Linked DNA regions of Mus musculus: regions 1, 2, 3, 4, 6 and 7 are each linked to region 5. A link is a contact called in ENCODE Hi-C data. All regions are on one chromosome and are shown on one strand. The core of a region is the stretch at or near the end of the contact, and the rest is flanking DNA. Distances in the headings are between cores, read along the strand shown. Region 1 has its middle 54 kb from the start of Gm4419. Region 2 holds the start of Greb1 (gene regulated by estrogen in breast cancer protein). Region 3 overlaps Mboat2 (membrane bound O-acyltransferase domain containing 2). Region 4 has its middle 78 kb from the start of 2410004P03Rik. Region 5 overlaps Spata7 (spermatogenesis associated 7). Region 6 has its middle 37 kb from the start of Kcnf1. Region 7 holds the start of Pdia6 (protein disulfide isomerase associated 6).

Region 1 (3,646 bases), core at 855-3,354, about 77 Mb before region 5:
ACAGCAACTCTTATAAAGGAAAACATTTGCTGGGCAGTGGTGGCGCATGCCTTTAGTCTCAGCACTTGGGAGGCAGAGGCAGGCAGATTTCTGAGTTCAAGGCCAGCCTGGTCTACAGAGTGAGTTCCAGGACAGCCAGGGTTATACAGAGAAACCCTGCTTCAAAAAAAAAAAAAAAAAAAAAAAAAAACAACCACATAAATAAATACATAAATAAATAAAAACATATAATTGGGGCTGGTTTACAGTTTAGAGGTTTAATCCATTATGCCATGGTTGGAAGCACGGCAGGTTGCAGGCAGAGAAGAAGCTGAGAGTTCTACATCTGGATCTGCAGGCAGCAAGAAGAGAACTGAGACACACTTCCTCCAACAAAGCCACACCTACTCCAGCAAGGCCACGCCTTCTAATTGTGCTACTTCCTGTGAGTCTATGGGGCCATTTTCTTTCAAGCCAGCATAATTGCTGAGCTGGGATGTCCCTCAGTTGATAAAATGTTTGCCTAGTGTGTTCAATCCTTTTTTTTTTTTTTGGTTTTCTTGAGACAGGGTTTCTCTGTATAGCCCTGGCTGTCCTGGAGCTCACTTTGTACACCAGGCTGGCCTCGAACTCAGAAATCGGCCTGCCTCTGCCTCCCAAGTGCTGGGATTAAAGGCGTGTGCTACCACGCCCGGCTTAAAAAACATTTTAATCTTTCATTGAATATACTATAAGAGAGCAGCAGCTGGCCAGTAGCTAATGGGCCACACCCGTAGCTTTCTTTACACTAACCTTTCAACTGACTTATAGTAGTTATATTTTCTTGTGGTCATGGCATTACAAGTCCATTTGTGCATATACAATGATCCAATCAGGGTGTGTCTTAGGGTATTACTGTTGTGGAGAGACTCCATGATCAAAGCAACTCTTTTTTTTTTTTTTTTTTTTTTGGTTTTTCGAGACAGGGTTTCTCTGTGTAGCTCTGACTGTCCTGGAACTCTGGAACTCACTTTGTAGACCAGGCTGGCCTCGAACTCAGAAATCCGCCTGCCTCTGCCTCCCGAGTGCTGGGATTAAAGGCGTGCACCACCACGCCCGGCCCAAAGCAACTCTTGTAAGGACAACATTTAATTAGGGCTGGTTTACAGGTTCTGAGGTTCAGTCCATTATCATCAAGGTGGGAGCATGGCAGCATCCAGGCAGGTATGGTGCAGGAGGAGCTGAGAGTTCTACATCTTCATCTGAAGGCTGCTAGCAGAATACTCACTTCCAGGCAGGTAGGACTAGGGTATTAAACCCAAGCTCACAGTGACACACCTACTCCAACAATGTCACACCTACTCTAACAGGGCCACACCTTCTAATTGTGCCACTCCCTGAGCCGAACATATACAAACCATCACAGGGTATCTTAGGGTTTCATTGTTGTGAACGGACACCATAACCAAGGCAACCCTTATAAAGGCAAATATTTAATTGGGGCTGGCTTATATATTCAGAGGTTCAATCAATCCATTATCACGGCAGGAAGCATGGCAGTGTGCAGGCAGATATGGTGCTGGAGGAGCTGAGAGTTCTACTTCTTCATCCACAGGTAGCTGAAGGGGACTATCTTTTGCAGGCAGCTAGGAGGAGACTCACCATACTGGGCAGAGCCTGAGCATAGGAGGAGACCTCAAAGTCCACTTTTATAATGATAGACTTCCTCCAACAAGGCCACATCTCCTAATAGTGCCACTCCCCATGGCACAAGCATGACCACAAGCATTCAAGCACATGAGTCTATGGGGGCCAAACCTATTCAAACCACCACACAGGGTAATCAGCATTTCATCTCATGAATGTTGCTGCTGGATTGGAGCCTTCTTACCCCCCCCCCCCCACTCACACTCACACAGTGATTTTTCAGATGTGTAATTAAATTAAATTAAATTAGCGAGCCCAGAGCTTCCTAAGGCCTGTAGCTATGTCTTTCATGTTTCCCTGGCTTCTGTGGGGAAAGATGTGATCAGCGCCCCAGGGACTTGTAGGAATTTCATCTCTATCTCTAATTTACAGGAAATAAGCCTTCTCTTAGCTTCAGCTTCCCCGTTTGTATAATGCAGGGATTAGGTACGAAATGGCCAAGGTTGCGTCGAACGCTAACATTTGTTGATTTGGTGTATCCAAAGGAGACCTGATCCCCAGAAAAAAAGTGAGAGATGGGCAGGGAGAGGAAAGAAGGGAGTGAGGAAATGAGGGAAGGGGAAAGAAAGGAGGGGGAGGGAGGAAGGGAAGGGGAGAAAATGGAAAGGGAAGGGGAGGGAGGGGATGGGAGAAAGGAAGGGAGAGGGAGGGGAGAGAGGAAGGGAAGGGAAGAAAAGGGAATGGGGGAGGGAGGGGAGAGAGGGGAAGGAGGAGGGGAGGGAAGAAAAGGGGAGGGGAGAGGAGGGAAGAGAGGGGAGCAGCCCTTGTGTTTGCCCAGAACAGAAGCCAGGAGGCATGAAGGCTTTGGTTCCACCTATTTCTGGCTCATGAGTTCATCCTGAGGTCTATGCCAGCCCCCTGTGGTTTTTCATCTTTCCACTCCAGTCAACATGACAAAATGACTAAAAATACAGCACACCCCACAGTCTGGCCACCCGGCCAACACCCTCCCTTAAATCGACTCATTTTCTTAGGTGTGAGGTGGAAGAGAGCCAGGGGCAGGCTGTATTTGGAAGTTTTGACTCTCTGGCACTCCTCGAGGCTGAAGTCTGAACTCCAGTCTCCTCATATTGTGAGGATTATATGAAATAAGTGTAGATGAGAAACTGACCACAGACTGAGGGCTGGGTCCGTATCAGTTTCTACTTCCCTGGCCCTTTCCTTCACTTGTGCCCTTCTGGGAGTTTCTGTCACTAAGAAAGCTTATCCCTAGGTTGTGTGCTAAGTGAGGGATGAAGGCTACCCTCATCAGTTTTAATTGTCAGCCTGGCACTGACTAGAGTCATCCTCCACTGAGGAATCAATTGACTTGATCAGATTATCCAGGGGTCATGTCTATGGGAGACTCTCTTGATTGTTAATTGATGAATAAGGCTGGGCCCACTGTGGGCAGCACTACCCTCTTCCCCGGGTGGTCCTGGGCTGTGAAAGAAGGCTAGCTAAGCCTGAGCCAGCGAGTGGGCCAGCACACATTGCATATACATGGCTTACCCTTCAAGTTCTACTTCAAGTTTCTGCTCTGACTTCCTTCAATGCTGAACAGTGACTTGGAAGATGAAATCTTCCCTAAGTTGCTTTTGGTCAGTGAGCCTGGCCTTTAGCAATAGCTCGGGAAGATTTATCCCCAAAGTCCCATCATGCCCTCAGCATCTTAATTTTGAGCGTTGTCGCTAGTGCAGCTTCAGAGATTTCTTCAGATGTCCCAAGGTCCTCCCAAGAGGAGTCAGACTCCATCAGGCATCCTTCTGGAAGCAGTATGACTCTGCAGGTGTTTTCTGAGCCATGATTCCTGGGCAGGAGTCCAGTCCTCTTTCCCATGCCTCCTCTTGCTTCATTTATGGCCTAAACGAAGGGCTACTTCCAGGTGGGGTCCCCTATTTTCTGCATCACCTGACTCCATGAAGTGGGGTGATCCTCTTTATTTTATTTTATTTTTTTAAATCAAAAATCAAACACCTTTTCTTGGGGTTTCCCCAAAGGC
Region 2 (4,207 bases), core at 95-2,594, about 82 Mb before region 5:
TGCCAATTTCAAACCAAAATGACTTCTAACTCCGTGAAGAATACTCTTATCAGAATGAGGAAGAACGGATATCCCGAAGCAAATGTTGCGGGATAACCAAAAGTCACAGATCCTACTGTAAACTTTAAATGAGCCAAAGTTCAGCGTGGGAGGTTGGGGGGGGGCGTAAAGAAACTAAGAAAACCGAGATGGACTCTAAATTAAAACTCCCAGCAACATCAGCCCACCAAGCAATGCAAACTCAGACCTGCACACGTCTTTTTGAGACTAAGTTCAGAATCATCTTGTGTGACGCCCATTGTTAAAGGCAAAAGATTGTCCTTGATGGGACTAAATGGGTGTTTATTTGGTTAAATTTACACATTCATGGTTTTAAAGGGCTAATAAAACAGCATTTCAAGCCCTGGGGCAACACTTGACTCTATAATAAAAGTTGATTCAAGAAAAACTTCAGTCTATAAAATAGGTAATTTCTTTTGGTTGCTCCTCAGGACCAAGGATTAAATGAGGTTTGACAGCAAATGGCCCAGTGTCTCTCTGCATGGAGTGTCTCCTGGCCTTCCTCCACAACCCTAACCCTGATCACTGGTGGGCTGGCGGACGCGTGTGTGTGTGTGTGTGTGTGTGTGTGTGTGTGTGTGCGCGCGCACACACACACACACACACACACACACACACACTTTCTTGGACTTCAGCCAGTAGCCTTTGTTTGTGGCTCCCAACGGAGATCCAATAACCAAACTCAACCAATGATCACCACAGCCACCAGCCTTTCACAGGCTGGCCACTCTGGGAAGAAGTCCCATTTCTCCCTTGTCCCACGTGCTGCAGAAGACGCGGCTGCCACCACCCCCGGGGGGCAGCGGGCGGCAAACAGCCTCCCCAAAACGGAGCCGCGGTGTACACAACCTGGAGCAGTGCTGTCTTTTTCCTAAAGTTCTTACCTACGCAGCCGAAGCCTTCACCATGTGCCAGGAGCGCTCTGGCTCGTTCTGGCTGTGGCTCTAGATGGCTCTCTCACTCACTCACACACACGCGCACACACTGACATGGACACCTCCCACACCCCTTGGCGCAAGACCCCCAGCCCTGCGGCCACCCTCACCTCGCGCCCTTTGTCCTCATCCGGCGTCCTCGGAGCCCGCGCTACCGGAGCCGGCGCTGCGCAAAGCCCGGAGCCGCGGAGCCTGAGAGTCCGCCCGTCCGGGTCTTGCGGGCCACCGTGATTGGGGGGCGGGGGGGGGGGGCGGCAAGGGGAGACCTGAGCTGGGACTGCTGCTCCGGCTCCGGCTCCGTCCAGGTGTAGGCACAGGAGATTGGCTTGCCCCGTCCCGTCCCCGCTGCAGGCACCCACCGCCTCGCTGGGTTCTCACGGGGTTCCCGGTTTGGGAGGGGTCCGCGCGGAAGTCGGAAGCCTCCGGGGACAGAGGTCATTTGTTGCTTGGCCACAAATGCCCGAAGAGGAGGTGGGGTTGGGAGGACGAACCAGTGAGCAAGACCCCCCCCCCCTCCCAGATGTCTCCACCCGGCGCAGGGCGTGTCTGTGGACCGCAGGACAATACCCCTGCAGTTCAAGCCGACAGAGGTAGGGGACTTAGGCCCCCAACAGTGGAGATTGATGAACGCCCTACAATAAGGAAGTTGCCTAACATCAGCAGAGGAAGAGCCTGGAACCCCTAATACTAGCGGGTGGAGCCAGAACTTTCCCTGATGCGAGAGTGGGTCAGAAGGATGAGCACTGGAGGGAAGGAGCAAACCTGCACTTGCCGGTGCAAACCTTTCTGGCCCCTGTAACACAGAGGTGGCTGCGAGCAGCCAGCAGAGAAAGTGGGGGAAATTGAGGGAGCCAGACCACAGAAGGAACCCATGGTCATCAAAGCTTCCTCCTCCTCCTCCTCCTCCTCCTCCTCCTTCTTCCTCCTCCTCCTCCTCCTCCTCCTCCTCCTGCTCCTCCCTCTTCTGGAAATCCCTGTGTGTTTAGAACTTGCCAGAGACATCCCGAGCACCTTGTACCCTCCTGCCATTCAAGAACCCCAGCCATGCTAGCGAGATGCTAAGTGGGTACAGGAGCTTGCAGCCAAAAACTGAACCCCTGTGTTGGATCCTAGTTACTCACTTGAGGAAAGGTAAGAAGCAACTGCTGCAAGCTGTCCTCTGTTCCCCAAACTGCAACACACATCGAATAATAATAACAACAACAACAACAGCAGAGCGCTTGAGCCAGCCTCACAGCCAAAGGTCCTAGAAAAACAGGGAGCCTGTCTGACTAGGAGCAGGAGACAATAGGAGAATAAGCATCAATCTCCCACAAAATGGGCAGGTTGAGGAATGCTCTCCTATCCCCACTTTCCTAATGGCAGGGGCATCAACTTCCTATTCTAATTAGGAACTATTCCAAGCACAGTCGAGACTAGGAACAGTTAACATGATGAGCCCCGTGCCTAAGACCTAGCCAAGCCTAACTGACTGCAGATGTTTGTGTAATGAAATTATTCAAGAAGTAGTCCTGTCGATAGACTGATTGCCTAGGATGGGGTGAGTTCCCCAGCCATACATAAATATAAGTCAAGCTTGGTGGCCCATGCCTGTAAAGTCAGCTCTCCAGGAAATGAGACCTGGAGGATCAGAAGTCACTGTTGGCTACATCAAATTTGAGGCTAGCCTGTGCTAAGTAAAACAACAGCTCAAGAAAACAAAACAAACAACAAAAACCCCATACAGTTGGAGTCCTCAGCCAGCCATGTAGGCTGCAGCTCTTTCCTCTCAATCTATACTGTACCAGAAGGTAGGTATGTATGTACTTACTGCTGGAAGGTAGACGGTGCTTATCAGCATTGCAGCTCTCCCTGTGGGATCACACTGTTCTATTTTGTAACCTGGACCCTGTGTTCTGTTTTGCTCATGAAAATGTTTGCAAGATTCCCTTGATCTTACAGGCAGAGCCAGTTCCTTCATGAGAACTGCTGACTAATATTCCTTGTCAGTTTCTGTTCTGTTGATAGAAGAGTATGAACTAGTCTGAAGTCAACATTCTCCAGTTACAGAGTAACTGTTGCATGGATAGTTACCAACATATTTACTTCATGGTTTGTGTTAGAAACCTCTGTTGTTTTTAATTTTTCATATATATACATATATAATACTTTGGTCATAGTCCCCCACCCCAATATTGTGTTATCTTTCTCCTCCTATTGAAACCCTTCTTCCTAAGTTCCCCTACTGTTTTCATGTCTCTGTGTGTGTCTGTGTGTATGTCTGTCTGTGTGTGTGTCTGTGTATCTGCCTGTCTCTGCATGTGTATGTATCTCTATGTATATCTGTAGGTGTGAATGTCTGTGGGTATGAGTGTCTGTGGGTGTGTCTGTGTTTGTGTGTGTGTATGTCTGTCTGTCTATGTATGTGTATGTATGTATCTGTGTGTCTGTCTGTCTGTAGGTGTGTGTTCCTGCATTTAAGTAGCATTGCCTGCATGGTCCGTGAGTGGGAGAGTTATTTGCTTGAAGGCACCTTTACATTTTGACAGCTTATCTGGCAAACAAAATAAAATACAGAACAAAAGTCAGCAAACTTTATAAAGGCAGGGAGCAGTTTAAGTTTTCCCCTGGCATGATTGAGGCAAAGTCCTTTTATAGGTATTTTAAAATGTAACCTTTTAAACTTGAAAAGAGGCTGGGGTGCAGCTCAGCTCAGAATGCTTGCCTGACAAATGCATGGCCCCAGAGCCTATCCCCAGTGCATGCTAAATAAACCTACGAATAAATAAATAGCACCATGAGCCCATGGCTGCAAAGCCTAACAAAGCTGATCAGGCCCACCCACAGCAGTCAGCTTGCAGCAGGAGAAAGAGACTTCAAATGGCTTCCTCTCATTTGCAAGGCCATCCGCAACACAAAGGGCAACCACTTGCAACCAACATTAAACTTAATATGACCACAGTGTTGCACTTGAGAAAAAAAGCCATTCCCTCACACATACACCCCCTCCTCACTCATCCACATCCTCCCAGAAGTTTCTTCCTCGTGTCGTGTGTCTCTGTATAAAGCCACAGTCTCCCGAGGACATAAACCATGCTGCCTGCAAAACTTCACTGGCTATGATAATGACTTTGGTGAAAACCCTGAATCCTAACTTTGAAAGTCTGTAATGAGTCTTAGAGATGCACAGGCTCCTACCAATTAAGAATTAACTAGAAAACAAAGTGGGCCCA
Region 3 (3,819 bases), core at 496-2,995, about 74 Mb before region 5:
TCATTGGAGCCTGCGGAGCACCCTTAACCTTTGACCCTTAGCTGTCTGCCTCACTCCTTTCATTCTCCTCCTCAGCTCAGAGACTCACAAATACTGTTCATGTGGAGGGACCGAGAACGTGTATTATACAACACCTACTATTGCAGAGTAGCATTAGAACAGGGCAGCCTATTGAAGTCAGTTGGCATTAGTGATCTCCTTTGTAACAAGCATGTTCCAAGCATTATTTCAGTGTGTTCTGTATACAGTTATTAGTGTTCTGTTGGAACAGGATCTCATCACGTTACCCAAGCTACCGTTGAACTCCCTGGATTCAAGAAATCTTTCTGCCCCAGTCTCCTAAGTGCTGGAACTGCAGGCATACGGCACTTTTCCTGGTTATAAAACTAACTAGATACTTGCATTAGAGAAATTGCTCACACTAAACCTTTGAAGTTGGTGCATATTTGCACTTAAGGCCCATCTCAATTCAAAGAGTGGCCACAGACAAGCACTTGTGGCCACACGTGGCTCTTGGCTATGAAAGTGTAGGCAGGTTAGAAACCGCTGTGCTGAGTGCCTTGTTTGTTATCCATCGGGAACACCTGGGGACCCCTCCACCTGACCTAGTAAAATAAAGTTTAAAGCTCGGAAAGAGCAAATGCAGTCTGTTGTCCAAACAGGATGTGACGACAGCCTATGAGGAAATGAGGAAGGTTATGAATCTGTCATGTTTGCTGGCATTTTAGAGTGGGCATGTCACTCAGGAAAACTCAGATGTGAATGCAGTAAGATATTCTCCTTAGAATCGGCCTGCTGGCTCTGGGAGGTCAAGGCGGTTAACGTAGGAAACAACATATTAATGCCCAGTGGTTTCTCTCATTCTGCAACTTATTTTTTGATTCATCAGCTATTTTCTGGTTTTTCTCTTAAAAAAGAAACCAACGCATGCACAGGTACACATCACATATTCAGGCAGTGCAGCTACTGCCCAAAGCCAAGGTGCACAAATGCCGTGGAGGAAACCACTATTATAGAAGAACCAGAGATACAGATAAAAGGCCAGCCACAGACTGACAGATGCTGTCTGTAAAACAGTGGATTCAAATAAAGACTTCTTAGTCACAAGGAAAATTAAACCTACTAGAAAAATATGAAAAGGATATCAAGTATAAGTTTAATGCCCAACAGATCTATTAAAAATATGGCATTTAAAAAAAAAGTAGTGAGATAAAAATCTCCTGTTCTCTAACTCGGCAAAAATGTGAAGTCTGGCAGTACCAGATGTTGCCAGGCATGTGGAACGGTGGCACTCGCTGCTGAGTGGGCGCCTGAGCAGGCCCAAGCTGCTTAGGAGAGCAATTTAGTGTCTGCAGTTCAGTGGAACATGTTTACCTGCGAGTCTACACCCACATAGTCACGCAACACAACAGTGTGCAACAGGCCAGTAAGCAAGGTGAAGTGTGTGTCTCACCAGAAACGAAGTGTTAGGAGTAGCTAACGGCAGGAGCTTAGGCATTTTTACCATTTAGAAAGTCAGACATTCCCAGTGGTACAGTATAGAAAATGCATAAAGGTGTGAAAACCCAGGGGAGTACTACAGACATTTTTAGACTGGTTGGATGTCTTGTGACGAACGGAGGAGACAGGGTTGGGAAGGAGTAGTTTGCCCAGGAGACTCCATTCCGGGCATAAGCTTGCACACACAGGGGCGTTTCAAGTCTTTCTTTGTTCCTTCTTTCATCTAATGCCTTGCTGTCTAGTTTTTCTAGGCTGCAGCATATGGAGTCAGAGGAGCCTATGGTTGGTACCACAGGCTCTGGCGTAGGAGCGCCTGGTGCTCACCCTGCTGGTGGCTGAGCTACCGCCACTAAGCCCAGTCAGATAGATATACAGAGACTCTATGGGGATGACAGTAACGTTAGCCTGTGCTACACAGCGGGCTTGTGTCAGTAGAGGCATGTGTTTAGTGAATGCGTGCGTATGCAAGACTGCTTGGCTCTTACTCTCTAACTTGTATTTCTTACTTATAATGCAGCTTGCTGATCATCTCCCATGTCAAAAAAAAAAAAAAAGGCAAATGACGTATGTCTTTTTAACCACATTAAAAACATTTAATTATATCCAATTTGTGCTTTATTTTTGTGACTTGTATGCTACATTCTTCTTTTGTGTGACTTTTTCTTTCTATTATCCTGTAAGAGTTTTTGGTATACATTTTTTTTTTTTTTTGAGACAGTCTCACTATGAAGCCCGGTCTACCCCGATCTTGACTCTCCTCCTGTCTCACTGCCTGGGTGGCTGGTAGGAGTGTATTTTAATATAGACTGACCCTTTGTCATGTGCCTTATAGAGATGCATACTTTTTTCCATTGTTACTTAGTGTGTTGTTTTTGTTGCATAGGAGCTTCAAGTTTTTATATAGGAAATAAATATTAAAATAAATTAAAATGAAATCCATTTTATTTATAAATTAGCATTGCTAAATTATTATTTGGATTAGATAAGGTATATTTGTTTACATTGTAGGTGCTAATTTTTACATCTAGTCAGGATAAGCTAGGGTTTGCGCAGTAACAAGCCATTCCTAAGAGGTGCAAAGAGCATCGTTTCTTCCATCCCTAAGACCAGTATCAAACATCATTTCCTTATCCCTCCATGGCTGGACATGGGTTGGCACAGAAACCTTTGCTCCTCATCATTTCTGGGACATGGCAGATAAAAAGGCAGCTCTGACCATGGTTGTTCTGGCCCTGAAGTAGTACTACCACTCCTGCTTCCAACCTCCCTCCATAAGAGTTGGGAGACAGTGTCTCACTGATGGAGAGACGTTTTCAGTTCCATTGGACATTGACATTTATAAAATGTCTTTGCTGTGCCGTCCAGTGTTCTTGTGTAGAGACTTTCTTTTCTGTGGTGTTGCAGTATTTTCCCACACTTATTCTTCGCCTCCTTTCCCCTGTTAAATAGTCTTAAGACCTTATATAATTTAAAAAAAAAGGCAATCTTTTCTTTTATAACGTCTGCGGTTTCTCTTTGGAAAAACTTATAAAATTCCTAATCACTTTTTATTTTGGGACATTAATACTTTCTTTGAATGTCCTTTAGTCAGTGTTGTCACTAGTACTTGGAAGTGGGACAAGGTCCTCAAAGTTTGTCCTTTGCATGCTGATGAAGACAAGCACTTTAAAGATAACTTCTTTGGTACGTCTCAAGCAAAGGCTTTTGTAAGTCTTTTTCTGTGCAGCAGATAAAAAAGGCTTCTCGAACTGTGTGAGTGAGGTTAGTGACTCAGTGCTAAACTAGCTGAGAAGGTTTCCTTCCCATCGTCCTGTGTCTTAGTTAGGGTTTCATTGCTGTGAACAGACACCATGACCAAGGCAGCTCTTATAAAGGACAACATTTAATTGAGGCTCGCTTACAGTTTTGGAGGTTCAGTCCATTATCATCATGGTGGGGAGCATGGCAGTGTATAGGCAGACTTTGGGCTGGAGGAGCCAAGAGGTCTACGTCTTAATCTGAAGGCAGCAAAAGGGGACTGTCTCATGGAGAGTAGCTTGGCATATACATAGCCTCAAACCTGTCTCTACCTTGACACACTTCCTCCACAAGGCCACATCTATTCCAACAGGGTCCCACCTAATAGTGCCACTTCCTAAGGGCCAAGCATTCAGACACATGAGACTATGGGGGCCATACCTATTCAAACCACCACATCCTGACTTCCTCCCATTTCCCACTTCCAAATGATCAGGTCACTGGAGCAGGATGTAGCGCTTCCTCTGTGTCGGGAGAGCTGGTTTCTAGAACCCCACCAGATAGGAGAATCTGGATGTTCAA
Region 4 (3,795 bases), core at 785-3,284, about 82 Mb before region 5:
GGTCTCCTGCTAGCTTGCTGGAGGCAGTTTTGATTTGGAGTCTTTTTCTCTCTAGATTCTGAGGTCAAATCACGGGCCTGGGGGTGGGGGAGGGGTCTGCCTCTCATAGAAGATGAGCCTACACCACACTCACAAAGGTAGGCTCCTGTGTTCTCTGCCAGTGTTGCAAGGAGAGGACCCTCTCGGAGATCCCCTGCTTTCCTCCCACTAGTCTTTGCCAGATCAGTAACTCTGCACCCCAAGAATGGGCCTGGCCTCCTTTCCAAAGTGGGAGGCAGAAGGCGGGGGTGTTAGGTTGTCTGAGGTTTCTGCATTACCAGTGACCTGGCCATCTGTGGGACAAAAATGGGGTCCCGTGTCCATCTGGGCCTAGGGCCTAGGGCGAGGCAGAGGCAGGGAGCTTGGATCCCAGGCTCCCGCCCCGTGGGCATTGGACTGTGAGAAGTTGCGGGATCCCGCTCCTGGGGGATCCCGCTCCTGGGGTGATGAAAGTGCAGTCTGGGGTACTCTCAGAATTGCAGGAGTCTGACTCTGACTCTCCACAGAGTAACGGATCAGGAGGCAATTGTGAGATGAACAGAGTAAGCCTTGCTGAGTGATAGAAGCAAGCAATATAAGGGACATTTAAGGGTGGCCCTCCCGCCAAGCCAGCCAACCTGAGGTGAAGGGAGTGAGGTGACATGATGGCCCCTCGGTGACACTACGCAGCTATTCTTAGCAGGTCTGCTATTGACTTCGCTGGTCCCAGCCTAATTCTCTGAGGTTGTTTCCCATAGGTGGGAGCAGAAGAGCTGACTGGGCTGAGGCTAGCACTGTCCTCGGGTAGCCTGTATAGCTGTCACAAGTCTGGAGTGCGGAGAAAGCGTGGGTCCATAGATGAGGCTTAGGCCCTGCAGGGCTGGCCAGCAAGCTGCTTTTCGTGCAGTGTCCTCCTGACTCCCAGTGTGATAATGAGCTTGGGCAGTGTTATTAGTAGAAGAAACAGTAAATGGGGCACAGTGACACACACTTGTAATCCCTGAGAGGTTGAGGCAGGAGGATCACTTCAGCATAAAAAGCTTTGAAGCTAGCCTGGAGTTACATAGCAAGACTCTGCCTAAGAAAGGAAGACAGGGAGGTGGCAACATGGCTCAGTGGGTAGAGGTACTTGCCACCAAACCCAATGACCTGAGTCTGCTCTCTGGAACTCATTTAGTAGAAGAAGAGAACCGATTCTTGAAGTTTTTCCTCTGACCTGTGCATACGTGTGTGCCATCGCTCGCCACACCCCAATTGAAGATAAATAAACAAGCAAACATGTTAAAAAGAGGGCTCGAGGAGAGAAAAGAAACAAAATAGTTCTTGGACGTATCGTTTATAATTTTTATTTATCACTATTGTGTGTGACATGATGCATGTGTGTACAGGGGGGCTATCTCCTTCCTCTTCACCAGTAAGCTCTGGGATTTGGACCCAGGTCATATAGTCCTTGGAGCCACACGAGTCTTGCTGGTTGCGCTCTCCTACTGGCCCCTGGGAACAGCATTTTTTAAGTCCTCTAAAAATAAATGTGAAGCTCCTGTCTGTGACAGGCCCTCACTGGGATCTTGGCTCCGCTGGGGAGACAGGGCGCACGGCTGCCTGGGGAGGGGATGGGAACAGGGCGAGCAGTGGGGTAAATGCGGTCCCTAGACAGCCGGACCACAGTCACGAAGTTCACTGCTTCAAGCTTTAATTACAACTCTTAAGGCAGAAAGTCGGCTTTTAAAAATAGTATGCATGGCAGCCAGTAGATGATATTTGCTTTGAAGTACCTATTTCCCAGTATTCCGTTCTGTGTGCTGTCTACTGTGGATGCAGGGTAATTTTCAGAATCCCTGTTGGCCCCTCTCTTCTAAGTCACAGCTTTTTAATTCATGACGCACCTCTTGGTTTTAATTTTGAACAGGGTGGCACTGAAAGGGAACCAGCCTAAATCTCGCCCAATTCCCCTGTCCATGATGTGACCATGTGCCAGCAGGTCTGGCAGCCCTTCAGACACTTGCTGTCTCCCTCGGTAAAGAGCACAGGCAGCTGTTTGTGCAGAGGCTGAGAGGCTCAGGGGGCGCTGAAGCATCTGAAAGCAGCGAACAGATTCATTCACAAGAACAGATTCCTGGTCTGTTGTCAGATCACCACAAAGTAGAATCACCAGGAAGAATCTCAACTAGATAATTGTCCTTAGCAGATTGGTCTAGTCATGTCCATGGGAGATTGGCTCACTCAATATTTATATATGAAGACCCCGCCCACTCTGGGTGGTGTCATTCCTAGGGAGGGGTTCCAGACAGGAGAAGCAAGCCTGTGAGAGCAAGCAGGCAGCAGGGCTGCGTTCCTCTCTCCATGCTGTGGACTGTGGATGTGATTGTCTAGTTTCTTGCTCTTATTTCCCACCAGTGATGCACTGTAACATGGAACTGAGCCAAATAAATCCTTTCTTCCCCTAAGTTGCTTCTGGTCAGGGTGTTTCATCGTAGCAACGGAAACGAAGCTGGGACGGGCCTTAACGCCCTCTTGAATCCCATCTTCCTTGTTCTGGACCGAGGCTGTGTTGTCTGGGGTTTACATGTGCATCTTCTCCCTCTCTCAAAAACAAAAACAAAAACAAACAAACAAAACCCTTGACTGTCCTAATGCCCTTTCTGTCTGCAAGTTTCCCTTTCATCTCTTATTTGATGCTCAGCTTATTTGACCCCTGCCCCAAGCCATCATTATTCCTCTTTAACAACCCTGTATCCCAAGCTGCTGCCTCCCAGACATATCTGAAGTAGTTCCTCATTTGAGGTCAATCTTGTTTTGCTTCCTCCTACTTCCCATCATCCAGAATATATTGAGACGTTTCAAAGAACAGACAGGAATGGACTCTTTGGGGGAAGGGCAGGCTGCAGAGCACAGCAGAGTGCCTTCTTCTCAAAGGGTTTACAATGTTGTTTTCCATCTCGACATTTGGCTTAGTGTGGGCGGTGGTGAGGTGGGACATGGGTGAAAGGCAGAGAATGTTTTAACTTCCTGAAAAGTAGGAGCCGGAGGGAAAACTACTCACAGTAGCAGGAGGCACAGGTTCATGTTGAAGCTCTCGTGTGTGTGTGTGTGTGTGTGTGTGTGTGTGTGTGTGTGTGTGTGTGTTTAAAGATCACTAGATTTCCTTTGGGATCTAGAGGCATATGTTTAGACATAGGATGCATCCAGAATCCATGTTGTGAGAACCATCTTAATTTTCTTCTAAATGATAGCGCGTCTTAACAATGCCATGTGTTGGCTCATCTGTCTTCTCCTCGTCGATCTGAAACATCGGCTCTGTGAGTTGCCAAGTCCATTGTCGATAGATCTGTTCCTGGGTCCTCTTTCCTGCCTCATTTCATTTCCTGTCTCCGTGCCAACACCACATGTTTTCTTGACTGGTGAAGAGCTGGTGTTTCTGAGCTAGGATGCTCACAGACCCAAGTAATCAGCTTTTTCTTTTTACAAGGGTAAAGGACGCTTGCAGAATCTGCTGTTCCTGAAAGCCATCTGGCAACCTTCGATGCTTGGAAAAATAACGGAAAACAATCACTTAGATTCTACTTAATTGTTTTTAAAGATTAAATTTGAGTACCCTTCTAATAAGACAGCCTCAAGCTTTTGAAGCAAGGGAAAGAGTTCCAGGCTTTAATTGATGGGATGTTTGCTACAGAGAGATTTGTTTTCCAGTTTATTAACAGTTTATTCTCAAGTCTTGGGAAAACAAATCAGATTTGGGCATTTTTTTCTGTTCTTGTTCCAGCATTGGTGAGTAGT
Region 5 (4,030 bases), core at 974-3,473:
CATCTTCTGGGTATATGCCCAGGAGAGGTATTGCTGGATCTTCCGGTAGTACTATATGTCCAATTTTCTGAGGAACCGCCAGACTGATTTCCAGAGTGGTTGTACCAGCTATCAATCCCACCAGCAACGGAGGAGTGTTCCTCTTTCTCCACATCCTCGCCAGCATCTGCTGTCACCTGAATTTTTTATCTTAGCCATTCTGACTGGTGTGAGGTGGAATCTCAAGGTTGCTTTGATTTGCATTTCCCTGATGATTAAGGATGCTGAACATTTTTTCAGGTGTTTCTCAGCCATTTGGTATTCCTCAGGAGAGAATTCTTTGTTTAACTCTGAACCCCATTTTTAATGGGGCTATTTGAATTTCTGGAGTCCACCTTCTTGAGTTCTTTGTGTATATTGGATATTAGTCTCCTATCAGATTTAGGATTGTTATAAATCCTTTCCCAATCTGTTGGTGGCCTTTTTGTCTTCTTGACAGTGTCTTTTGCCTTACAGAAACTTTGCAATTTCATAAGGTCCCATTTGTCAATTCTTGATCTTACAATACAAGCCATTGCTGTTCTGTTCAGGAATTTTTCCCCAGTGCCCATATCTTCGAGGCTTTTCCTCACTTTCTCCTCTATAAATTTTGGTGTCTCTGGTTTTATGTGGAGGTCTTTGATCCACTTAGACTTGAGCTTTGTACAAGGATATAAGAATGGATCAATTCACATTCTTCTACATAATAACTGCCAGTTGTGCCAGCACCATTTATTGAAAATGCTGTCTTTTTCCACTGGATGGTTTTAGCTCCCTTGTCAAAGATCAAGTGACCACAGGTGTGTGGATTCATTTCTGGGTCTTCAGTTCTATTCCATTGATCTACCTGTCTGTCGCTGTACCAGTACCATGCAGTTTTTAATCACAGTTGCTCTATAGCACAGCTTGAGGTCAGGCATGGTGATTCCACCAGAGGTTCTTTTATTGTTGAGACAAAACTAGTAACTTTTAAGAACTGCATAAGGAGTTTTTAAGTTTCAAGGTGAAACAGTTTAGAGAGCCACTTCCCAGCAGCACCAATAGGTGGAACCCTACTGGACTACACATTTTACAGGGTTAAAATGGTAACTTTTATGTTTTTTAATACAACCCCAAAATTTGCATATCATTTACATGTTTCCTTAAATGTTTATATTTCCTCTTTAAGATTTAGCACTGGTTCATAAGACCAAACATAAAACCAGACTGAGAAAGAAACTAAATGGTGCAAGATGGAGTTCTTCACACTGAAAGGTGTTCAACCTTTCAGTTGATCTCATCTAGTTGATGAGAAAATGCGTGTGTTTGTGTGTTTGTGTGTGTGTGTGTGTGTGTGTGTGTGTATTTATACCAAAATAATGTGTGTATGTGTGTGTGTATTTATACCAAAATAATATGTATTATTTAATCCCAGCTTGAGGAAATATATAAGCATATAACAATGTCCGGGTGTGCAATTCCAGAATGTTAGCAGTAGCTGTAGAGTAGGATACAAGTTTCTGGATCTCTAAACATGATAGGACAACCCAGGCCTCCTGGGTTACTGCATGTGTTAACGAGTATGAATGATGGTGGCCAAGGAAATTAGTTGTTTCCAGGAGACTTGTGAATAGTAAGAGTGGTACTGGGCCTGCTGTAGAAAGAATGTATTCCCTGAAGCTGGTCACTTCTCTGAAGGGATCGTGACCTTTGCTTCTCAGGTAAATTTTCTGAAGGGGCTGTAACCTCAGGGGAGAGGAAACTCATCCTAGAGATGTAATCTCTCACCTTTACCATGGCTCTCACTGGTCTTCATACCCTGGCTTTAGCAGGAAGAGAGGGCCAGGCATGGTAGCACACGCCTTTAATCCCAGCAAGGAGGCAGATCTCTGAATGCCAGGGCTGCATAAGAGACCGTGGCTGGGGTGAGTGGAGGCAGACTATTGTATATGTTTAGCATAAAGCCCTGGCATCCACTTGGAGGCTGTTTTGTAGGCTTGGCGTCCATGGAGAGTATTCTTTAGGAGCAAGGTTAACAGCTCTGTGAGAGCATTTTCTGTAGGGTTGGTGAAGGGCGCAGGGAGCTTTTAGTGTCTGTGTGTCTAATGGGGAGAGAGATTTGCAGGCAGTTCTATCCTTCACCTAAAACAGTCACAGAAACATAAGTAGTACGTAATCCTTCTGATAGACTGGCGTCTGTTATCTAACGTAAAAACAAATGCGTAACAGAAGCCAGGCTGCCTGCCAGGTTAGAGCACGTGACAGAGCAGGAAGGATTTGTTTCTAGCTTCACAGGGAAAACCATTCATCTGAAAACTACTTTGCAGCCTTTGTCGGTTTTTATGTTATGTAACTATTTTACATTTAGTAGGTTATCTGAGTTTAAGATACTAATATTTTTCTTTATCATTTGTAGGTTTCTAGAGCGACTGTTTGAGCGACATATAAAGAAAAATAAACATCATTTGGAGGAGGTTGGTCTTTCTTTGGAATTTAATGTTTTTCTATTCTCTAAAAGAATATGTTTTATTTAAAATAGGCACTTTCTGCCTTGTGCTTTTTATGAGGGGAAAGGGGCAGGACTGGGAGAGTGTGATCATGAGACTAGCAGCGCTGCAGATAGAGTTCAGTTTTAATAGTGTAGCGAATGTAACGACCCTCAGAATTGCTTTCCCCCCAATTCTAGGGAAAGATGCGCTACCTGCTGCATGGGCTGAAGGTTGACTTAGGCTGCATATCTGAGGAAGACCCAGCAAAGCAAAAACATTTCAGAATGTTGAATCAACTTCATTTTCAAAAGGCTCTGATTTCAAGAGAAAATGAGTTTGTAAGTGATGAAGAAACAGTGAGTCACCACGAGCGCCAGCAGTACCAGGAGGCCCTGGACATGCTGTCGGCTGTGCCGAAGGACGAAAACAAGATGTTCTCTTTACCGGGCGAATTTTTAATACCCGCCCATAAAGTCAAGCATTCAGAGGGTGTTATAATTCAACAGGTCAATGACGAAACAGATAATGAAGCCTCACCCTGGAATGAAAACAATCCAAGTGTTTCTGATAGTGTAATAGACCAGGAAACCTCTGTGGATGTCATTGAAGGTGACAGTGACTTTGAAAGGGCTGAGACTTCCAGGGAACTCTGTTGTCTGAGCACATCACTGTCCCCATCTGGTCCATTCCCCAGCATCAATGGTGGCAGTAATCATGGTAAGGAATTATCGACTCTACGAATCATGGGAATGAGCATTGAAGACTGACCTCTGGATCTACATTAATAAACACTCCATGTGGCCAGTAACTCAATATTACTTTTCTTCTTTTTTTTTGTCCCCTTTTACATATTAAGATTTCTGTAATTTCAATGCTATGTAATAAATTACCACAATTTTAGTGTCTTGAAACACCACATATTTATTATTGCTCTCATATTGCTATGGTTCAAGAATTGAAACACAGAGTGATGGGGTCAAAAGCTACAGTCCAGGTGGTATTCAGGGCTGTGATGGCATCAGGAGGCTCGACTGGGGGAGAAACTGCTTCCATGCTACAGTTGCCAGCAGAATTCCTTTTCTTGCACCATAGATCTGCGAGTTTCATCTGGTCTTGGCTGGCTGGCGGACAGATGGCTACTTGCCATCTCCTGCCATGTGCATGCTCCCTAAGCAGGTCACAGCTTGGCAAAGGAGAACCACAGAGACTGCTAGCAAGGCAGGTAACTCTTGGTGAGAAGCAGGACAGTCACGGGTCTCTTGCAGTCTTAGGGGTGAGGGGATGATACACAAGAGCGCAGATGCAAGGCTGGGGACCCCTGTGTTACCTGAGGCTTCATCCACCACTTCTAAAGTCATTTTTCAGAACATGTTTGGTCTAACACAGTGACCTCATGGGAACTGACAATGGTTTATAATCTGGGACGGTGTTTACATCTTATAACGTACAGGGGCTTGAGGGTTAGGAGACTCTTGTCTCAAACAAAAACCACAAACCACACAAAACAAAACCAGTGTTTCAAGAGACTAGCCTCTCTTTTGTCT
Region 6 (4,171 bases), core at 1,518-4,017, about 82 Mb before region 5:
AGGCTCCCCGGAGTCTTAGTCTTACACCTAGGCCCTTGGGTTGGACCAGGCTGGGGGTCTCTCTCTCTCTCTCTCTCTCTCTCTCTCTCTCTCTCTCTCTCTCTCTCTCTCTCTCTCTCTCTCTCGTACCTTCATGCTCTGAGTCGAGCTGACCAACCTGCAGTGCTCCACTACTGTCAATCATATATTTTTATGCTTGCCAGGAATATCACATGGGCTACACCAGTTTTACTCTTTTTTTTAGGAATGCTAGAACTCTCCAAAGTGTAAACTGTGTTGTGTTAGTTAGACTCAGGAAGAAAAAGACGTTTGCTTGTTTGTGATCTGCGTCCTGCTTACTTCCAGAACTCTGCCTCCCATGGGAAGGGGCAGACGATGACCCTTGATGATGACTTCCTTAATGAAGCCATGGCTGAGTGAAGCAAGTGCCCCTTCCTTCCAAATGGGGAAGCTGTCTCAGAGTTATGCTAATTGCTTAAGGCTTAATGGATGCATTAAGAATAGTCCTAGATAGCCAGTGAGCCCTGGCAGTGTCACACAAAGGAGGGGACAGTTACACAGATGATTGGTTTGGACTGTAGACTTGATTGGATTAAGAAACACCCAGATGTCCATTCGTGGAGTATGCTTTTGAGTGTGTCTGTGAGAGTGTTTCCAGACAGGTCAACTGAGAAGACCCTGTGAACAGCACCAACCAGAGGTTGACTTCCTAGGCTGAATAAAATGATAAAAGGAGAAAAACAGTTGATTATTAGCATTCCCCATTCATGAAGCCACTTCCACTGCCACACCTTCCCCACTAGGACAAACTACAGGTCACTGAATCCTGGGCCCCAAACAGCCTTTCTTCCTTTATGTTGCTTTGTACCAAGCATTTGGTCACAGCCACAAGTGACATCAGCACGTTTACCTAAGCTGAGCATCTAAACAAGAAGCTGGCTCCTCTGCAGGAGGCTGGAAGAAAGTGCGGTTGGTAAAAAGTTTAATGTCTATTTTTTTCTTTTTTTGGGGGGTGGGGGTGGGGGTTCAAGACAGGGGTTCTCTGTAGCCCTGGCTGTCCTGGAACTCACTCTGTAGACCAGGCTGGCCTCGAACTCAGAAATCCGCCTGCCTCTGCCTCCCAAGTGTTGGGACTAAAAGCGTGCACCACCACGCCCAGCTTGTCTATATTTTTCTAAATGCAGAAAAGAAGTCTTATTCATGCTGCCCAAGGTCATGAAATAAAGGAGGTGGAACCTTGTGGAAACCTGAGACAACCCAATTTTTGAAAATGAACAAAAGGGTTGGAGGATGGCTTAGAAGTTAAGAGCATATATTGCTGTTGTAGAGGACCCAGGTTCAGCTTCCAGCACCCATGGCACACAGCTCACAACCACCTATATCTCTAGCTCCAGGAGATCCAACACTTTCTTCTGGACTCAGAGGGTACCTGCACATACATATACACACACATACATACACATATGTGTGTGTACAGACATATACACACATGTATACACATACACACACAATTTAAAAAATAAGTATTTTTAAAATGGAAGAAAGTTTTAAATAGATGGTCTCCCAAAGAGGGTATGCAAATGCCCAACCAACAAGCTCAAGAAAAGATAACAACATTAGCCTTTAGAGAATTGCAAAGCCAAACCACAGTGAGCAGCCACTTCACACCCATGAGGTCTGAGGATGACTTCTGTCAAAACAAAACAACACAGGCACTGGCAACAACGTGGAAAAACTGGGCCCTTCACACACTGCTGGTGGGCATGGACCATGATTCAGTCACTGTGGAGAAATGGTTTGGCAAGTCCTACAAGATATAAACATAGACTCACTAGCTGACCGGGCAATTCCAGTCCTAGAAGAGATGGGAGCATCTCCACATAGTTTTCATATATGTGTGTGTGTGTGTGTGTGTGTGTGTGTGTGTGTGTGTGTGTGTGTGTGTAATTGGTTCACAGCAGTATTACTCACAATAGCAAAAAACAAAATAAAACAAAGACCACAAAACGCGCACGTGAGTGCACGCACACACACACCAAAGCCAGGAGCAATCCACATGTCCATAAACTGCTGCGGGGCTTAACATCATGAGGCTTAGTCACCGATGGGATGTTTATTAGTCATAAAAAATGGATGAATATTAATATATGCTACAGCCTGAATGAACGTCAAAAGCATTATGCTAAAAATAAACCAAGCACAAAAGGTCCCATATTGTCTGTTTCTATTTATATGAAATGTCTAGACTAGACGAATCCCTAGACTAGGTGAAGCCCTAAAGACAGTGAACAGAGCAGGCTTTCAGGGGCCATGGGGGAATGACTTGATAATGGAAGATTCTTGTGGGTGATAAAAAATGTCTTGGAATTAGATAGTGATCACAACTGTACAGTATGCCTGTACCAAAAGCTCTTGTGTTGTAAACTTCCAAGTGGTGAATTTTGCTGTAATAATAAAAGTATTCAAATAGAAGCTGTAGTCAGCTATAACCTGTGGGGCTTCCTATTCAAAAGCCCTGATCAGAAGTTCTCATGAATTTCAGAATGGTGGCTACAGAGCATCCATGCAAGGGATGGCACAAAGCAGGAGCAATGAAGACACCGGGGTCTCCTTCCAGGGCCTCCACAGCAAGAGCAGGGACCTCAGCTCCCCATGACGAGCCTGCCACTCTCAGGGGTTCAGCATAGCTCTGCCTTGGCTTGAGCTGTCTCCTCAGATCCTTGTAACATCATTTCCAACTGGCGCTCAGAGCCCTGATGGTTCTACACCCACACTCCTGGCAGAGGACCTGAGGTAGCTGGCTTCAGGCTCTGGAGATGTTTCCCATCCTCTGAAAAAAGCTGGTGGATACCTACACATGCCTTCCATGGATGGGGTAAGGACACTGAGGACCACAGCCTGGGAATCCTTCAGTGGATAGGGAGATGGGGTCACTCCTAGTGAATCTCCACCAATGCTTTATAATGCTTCATAGGAGAACAAAGGGGACAGGGCAGGATAGCCCTGAGGTCTCTTCCTTAGTTCCCATCCTCCCTCATCGTGTTCTCTGAAAGCAGACTGTATTGCTGACCCTAGTGACTCGGGGAAACAGGAATGGCATGTTCCCATCTCCTATCATGAGTGCTGAGCCCACTGACCAAGTAGCCTGGGACAGACTCCTGAAAGTGCTCACAGAGGACTAGTGCTAGGCACTGGGAATTAGGAGCTGGGTGTTGGGGAGGAGGAGGGGAAGGGGAGGTGTGGCTGTCTGTCACACTAAGAGGTGTGATAAGCTGATTAACATGGAAACCTGAGACAGGAAAGCAGATCCGACCTCTGGGATCAGAAATTTCATGTCTGTGGTAGTGTAAGATATAAAATCTGCAAATTTTTATATAAAAATGAACTACCTCGTAGTTGGCTCAACTACAAATGTAGCAGGAAGCAGTGTCTCCCTAAGGGATGGCAGTCTGCTGAGTTAGCCATCTCCACTCAACTGCCAACTGGTTTAGCTACAGCTGCCCCACACCTGTGAAAGTTTAGAGTAGAAAATCAGGGACAACGGAACTTGTTGAACAACCTGCAGATGTGGCAAAGTCATGTGTCTGATCAGCTTTAAAATAAACAGGATGTAAAGGGCAGAAATGCACTCTTGTGTGGCAAAGGGAACAAGCAAACCAAGATGGTGTGTGTAGGATTGCCTTCTCTTCATTGGCCAAAAAGAGAGGAGACTCAGGGAGGGGCTTGTTGAGTTAGACCAACCTTCCGACTGCTGCTACCCTTTAATACAGTTCCTCATGTTGTGGGACCCCCAACCATAACACTATTTCACTGCTACTTTATAGCTGTAATTTTGCTACTGTTATGAATGTGTAATGTAAATGTCTGATATGCAGGATAATTGATATGGATCCTTGATGGGATCTGGACCCACAGGTTGAGAACCATTGGGTTCAGGATTTTTTTTTTTTTAAACTCTGTGCTCAAATCAACATACCTGCAGCTTCAGGCCGGCATTCTGCTTTTCAGGGTTGTAAAATAAACTGCCTCCCTTTCACTACCAAGTCCCTGGTGCTCTTGTTAAGAAGCTGTTTCTTGAAGCAGTGCCAAGGACCAGCCTCAGCTTGGAGAAGTGTTTGAGAGCAGCAATAGAATCGACTCAAAGTCAAATTGTGGGGTACAAGCTGATAGC
Region 7 (3,987 bases), core at 216-2,715, about 81 Mb before region 5:
CCACCTTCCAACAGGGCACCACTTCTCCTGGAGCCCTTTGCCCAAGAGAGCTCTGGCCAGGGTCAGCGTTGTTTTGTCATTCAGTAAAAAGAAGCTATTATTGTTGTTAAAATTTTTATTAGCATTTAAAAAATTTAGACAGGATCTCATGTAGTCCAGGCTGGCCACAAACTGACTGTGTCGCCAAAGCTGGCCTTGAACCCCTAATTCTCTTGCTTCCTTTTCTTTAGCGCTGGCACTACAGGTGTGTTACTGTCTTAGTTGGGGTTACTGTAGCTGTGATGAAACACCATGACCAAAGCAACTTGGGGAGGAAAGGGTTTGGTTTATCCTTCCATGTTGATTATTCAAGAAAGTCAGGGCAGGAAGGCAAACAGGATGGGAACCCGGAGGCAGGAGCTGAAGTAGAGGCCACGGAGAGATGTGGCTTACTGACGCGCTGCTCAGGACTTACCCTCAACCTGCTTTCTTATAGAACCTAGGACCGCAAGTCCGGGGACCGCACCACTCACAATGGGCTGGGCCCTTTCAATCACTAATTGAGAAAATGTCCTACTGTTGGATCTTATAGAAGCTTTTTTTTTTGTTGTTTTTGAGGTTTCCTCTAGCTTGAGTCAAGTTGCCATAAAACTAGCCACCATAGTCACCATGCTGTGTTTCTGTGGTGCTAGGGATCCTAGCCAGGGCTTCACGCATGTTACTCAAGCACACCAACAGAAAGGCATCCCCTGCCATTATTTTTCTATTGTGTCTCACTCTGTTAGCCTTAAACACCTTTGTAAATATTGCAAAGCAATACATTTTAGCCCTCACCCCCAGAGCCAAGAACGATAAACCCCGCAGTTTATACTCTGAGGGTCTAGGGGCACATGAGTGAACAAGGCTTTGCAATCAATTTAACAAAATAAAGTTTGGAATGATACTATATACAGAATAAGTTTGGCAAATGGTTTTCACTGAATGCTGAGTCCGCGAACAAAAGAATAAATAAGGTCCCAAACACACTGAAGTCTTAGGACTATTCTCCCGACATAAAGGGACAGTTCAAGGAATGAGAGCTGGAAGGGGCCACGAGAGAGGCAAAGAGGAAAAAGAATGAAAGCCAGGAAGAAATGAGGACCCCTTAGTCCTGGGTTTTTTGTTTTGTTTCAGTTAACTCAGAAAAAAATTAGGGGAACAAGGGGTACCCCGCAGGAACAGGGCCGGAGGTCCCCTGACCCCGCCCCTTCATTCCCCGCCCATCCTCGCCCTGCCCCGCCCCGCTCCGCTACTCCGCTCGCCCCCACCCCCGAGGAAAAAAAAACAAACCGGTAACCTCTACCCGGCCGCTTTCAATTGGCCACGCACATGAGCGAAGTCCACAGAGACCAATGAAAGGCGGCCACGGCGTGGCGAGCCCTTCCGGCCCGCCTCCGCGCGCCGGCGCACCGCCCGCTAGAAGCCGAGGGCGGGACGTGGGCGCGGCAGAGCCGAGGCAGCGGCGGCACGGACAGAATGCGGGTGATCGGCATGGCTCGCCTGGTGCTCGGTAAGCGCGGGCCTGTGGTGGGAAGCCGGTCGGAGGCAGCCTGAAGGGCCGGGGCCGCGAAGCAGGGCCGAGTGGAGGGACGAGTTGCCGGGCCTGCCTGGGGACTTCGCGGCGAGCTGGGTGGGAGAGGCCAGGTCGGGCCCACTACGGGAGGCCCCGGGGAGTCGGAGACTTGCAGCCTCTGCTCCCCACGAGTGCGGTCCGCCTCCGGTCCAGCTCAGCCTTCACTTTTATAGGCAGATAGCAGAGGCCTGTCCCGAAGGTGTCTTAGAAGTGGGCAGTGCCCACTGACCAAGGCCTCACAACTCCTGAGCACTTAAAATGCCTTTGGTCGTCCACCCAGGTGTCCGGGAATGATGTTTAGCGACTCGTGGGCGAATCTGAGGGGCCCTCATCTCCCGGCTGTCCTTGTAAATGGGCCTATAGTTTTTGACATTAGTTAACTCAGCTGATCCTGGCTAGAAAGTAGGAGAGGGAGGTGGATCCCTACACCACTTCTCCCTCCATTTACTAGTTGAGACCCGGAGCATATTTTCTCACTGCTCTGCCAGCTTTTTTCAACCGTGTTCGCCCCATGAGCTATAGTACATATTTAAAGAGAGTAAGCAAGAAAAATACTACTTTCTGGGTTACTGTAGAGAGCAGATGAGAGGGAAAGATTTAATCTTTGGTTTTCCAGTGAGTGCCTGTGAAAAAGTGATTCTATCAATTAACTCATTATTTTAATAAGGTAGTCAGCCTTTTTTTTGGCTACCCTGCTGCCAGCGGCTGCCAGGCAGAAATGTTACTGGTGTGAATTTATAACACCCTTAACTGCTACAGAGATTGAATGGGAAGCCACAGATGGCAAAACCATCTGCACGCATAGATTGTGGACCCTGGGAGTTCTTTTTTTCCCGGTGGTGCTCATTATCACTGTGTAGAGTGGCCATGTGAATTTTAGAAGCAGGATTTGATGGGTCAGCATTGACCTATTCAGCCATAGTAAACCACCACCACCACCCCGGGTGGGGGTGGGGCTGTTGCTTGGAGAGCAAGTGCAAGGAACAGTGTATTTGATTCTTCCTAACCCTGTTAGATCATCTTAGAGCCATCAGTTGGTAGGCTGAGGCAGAACTGGGTGGTTCCACTTCTCTTGGCCATTAGGGCATCAGGGGAGCAACATGTTCTCTGCAGGCTCCCACAGGGATGGAGGCTCCATGCCTCAGGAAGGCATTCCTCTTCCATGGCTGATATAGTAAGACTTCTGTCTTTACACTTTGCCTAGTTCCTTGAGAGCTTCTCTTAACAGATGGCTACCCTATCAAAGGTCTAAGACCTAAGCACCTTAAAAGTTAGGGTGGCCATCAGTCAGAAGTCGATTATAACAAGGTTACATGGGAGATGATTGGTAGTCCGTAATGACTTTACCTTCCAAGTGTCTATAACTAGACTTTTTTTTCTACCTTTCAATTTTCACAAGACTCAGTGTATCAAACAAATATGAATTCATGACAATTTCTTTTTTTTTTCTTTTTTTTTCGAGACAGGGTTTCTCTGTGTAGCCCTGGCTGTCCTGGAACTCACTCTGTAGACCAGGCTGGCCTCGAACTCAGACATCCTCCTGCCTCTGCCTCCCAAGGGCTGGGATTAAAGGCGTGCGCCACCACTGCCCAACTTCATGACAGTTTCATAAACAAGATAAACTTACTAGGCATAGTAGCATGTGTCTTTAATCCCAACACTCTGGAGGCAAGCACTACTATTCCTTTCAGCGAGCATTACCATCCAATAGAAATACAATGCAAACTGTGTGTAATATCCTAAGTTTTCTAGGAGCCACAAATAAAAAGGCATAGCAGAACAGCTAACAGTGTTTTGAACTAAGTTTACATAACAACTGCATTTACGGTGGCAAGCCCACTGGATTATATCCCCCTAATGATGAGCTAGCTGTCCCTGTTTGTAGCTTTGACCTGGTGGTGAGATAGTCTCCGTGTGTGCTTCTTAGTGCACATCCTATCTTTAAGCCACACTCATGGGTTAACATCATGATTCCAGCATATAACCAGTGAGAGAATATTAATAGAAATTTGTTTCTGTTTTTCTTCAAGTCTTTGGAACCAATATGTTTCCTTACCATTGGAGAAGCTTTCAGTTTGCGGTAGCCACATGTGGCTGGTGGCTTTCAGAGGGGATAATAGTTTGAGGGAACAGCCCCACTGGCTGAGCCAGCATCGAAACATACTCATCCTGCCCCACTTAGTGAAAATAGTGGAAGCCTTGCAGAGCTCCTGATTCAGGGCATCTTGTTCAGACCCTCAGTGTCCTCGGCCTCTCCCACTATGCACACATATCCACGCAGACCACTTGCATCTCTAGGGAGATGCGTCCCTCCACCCCACATGGCTCTTGCTCTTCCCAGGTCTTCACAATGAAACTCATGTAAACAGTTGTCTGTGTTCTCTGGACTTCTTCCC

The links. A loop is a pair of places that touch in the nucleus more often than their neighbours do.
Region 1: a map of T-helper 2 cell shows a loop between it and region 5 (12-fold over the local background). The contact joins two enhancer-like sites. A Hi-C loop is called at or near these places in 2 of 37 maps with a recorded cell type or tissue (T-helper 17 cell and T-helper 2 cell).
Region 2: a loop to region 5 is called in a map of T-helper 1 cell, with 11 times the contacts of the local background. The contact joins the promoter of Greb1 here to the enhancer-like site in region 5. A Hi-C loop is called at or near these places in 2 of 37 maps with a recorded cell type or tissue (T-helper 1 cell and T-helper 17 cell).
Region 3: a map of T-helper 17 cell shows a loop between it and region 5 (8-fold over the local background). The contact joins two enhancer-like sites. A Hi-C loop is called at or near these places in 2 of 37 maps with a recorded cell type or tissue (T-helper 17 cell and T-helper 2 cell).
Region 4: a loop to region 5 is called in a map of T-helper 1 cell, with 10 times the contacts of the local background. The contact joins two enhancer-like sites. A Hi-C loop is called at or near these places in 1 of 37 maps with a recorded cell type or tissue (T-helper 1 cell).
Region 6: a map of T-helper 17 cell shows a loop between it and region 5 (8-fold over the local background). The contact joins two enhancer-like sites. A Hi-C loop is called at or near these places in 2 of 37 maps with a recorded cell type or tissue (T-helper 1 cell and T-helper 17 cell).
Region 7: a map of T-helper 17 cell shows a loop between it and region 5 (5-fold over the local background). The contact joins the promoter of Pdia6 here to the enhancer-like site in region 5. A Hi-C loop is called at or near these places in 2 of 37 maps with a recorded cell type or tissue (T-helper 17 cell and regulatory T cell).

The regions. Positions count from the first base shown.
Region 1 is chr12:21,470,079-21,473,724 of GRCm38, forward strand. No RefSeq gene overlaps it. Among named protein-coding and RNA genes, the nearest start is that of Gm4419, 54 kb to the left of the region's middle. Within about 2 kb of position 2,105, at least 1 of the 3 ENCODE cell types and tissues checked has a DNase peak (open chromatin) inside an H3K27ac peak, as active enhancers do.
Region 2 is chr12:16,799,542-16,803,748 of GRCm38, forward strand. It overlaps Greb1 (gene regulated by estrogen in breast cancer protein), which reads right to left and starts at 1,345. Exons shown (of 35, transcript NM_015764.4): 1 at 1,106-1,345.
Region 3 is chr12:24,871,132-24,874,950 of GRCm38, forward strand. The region is part of intron 1 of Mboat2 (membrane bound O-acyltransferase domain containing 2); the gene reads left to right. Among named protein-coding and RNA genes, the nearest start is that of Mboat2, 41 kb to the left of the region's middle. Within about 2 kb of position 1,746, at least 1 of the 3 ENCODE cell types and tissues checked has a DNase peak (open chromatin) inside an H3K27ac peak, as active enhancers do.
Region 4 is chr12:17,087,886-17,091,680 of GRCm38, forward strand. No RefSeq gene overlaps it. Among named protein-coding and RNA genes, the nearest start is that of 2410004P03Rik, 78 kb to the left of the region's middle. Within about 2 kb of position 2,035, at least 1 of the 3 ENCODE cell types and tissues checked has a DNase peak (open chromatin) inside an H3K27ac peak, as active enhancers do.
Region 5 is chr12:98,666,419-98,670,448 of GRCm38, forward strand. Spata7 (spermatogenesis associated 7) reads left to right here. Exons shown (of 11, transcript NM_001289572.1): 10 at 2,414-2,471; 11 at 2,684-3,401. The coding sequence ends at 3,253. Among named protein-coding and RNA genes, the nearest start is that of Spata7, 40 kb to the left of the region's middle. Within about 2 kb of position 2,224, at least 1 of the 3 ENCODE cell types and tissues checked has a DNase peak (open chromatin) inside an H3K27ac peak, as active enhancers do.
Region 6 is chr12:17,137,909-17,142,079 of GRCm38, forward strand. No RefSeq gene overlaps it. Among named protein-coding and RNA genes, the nearest start is that of Kcnf1, 37 kb to the right of the region's middle. Within about 2 kb of position 2,768, at least 1 of the 3 ENCODE cell types and tissues checked has a DNase peak (open chromatin) inside an H3K27ac peak, as active enhancers do.
Region 7 is chr12:17,265,124-17,269,110 of GRCm38, forward strand. It overlaps Pdia6 (protein disulfide isomerase associated 6), which reads left to right and starts at 1,466. Exons shown (of 13, transcript NM_027959.4): 1 at 1,466-1,528. The coding sequence starts at 1,510.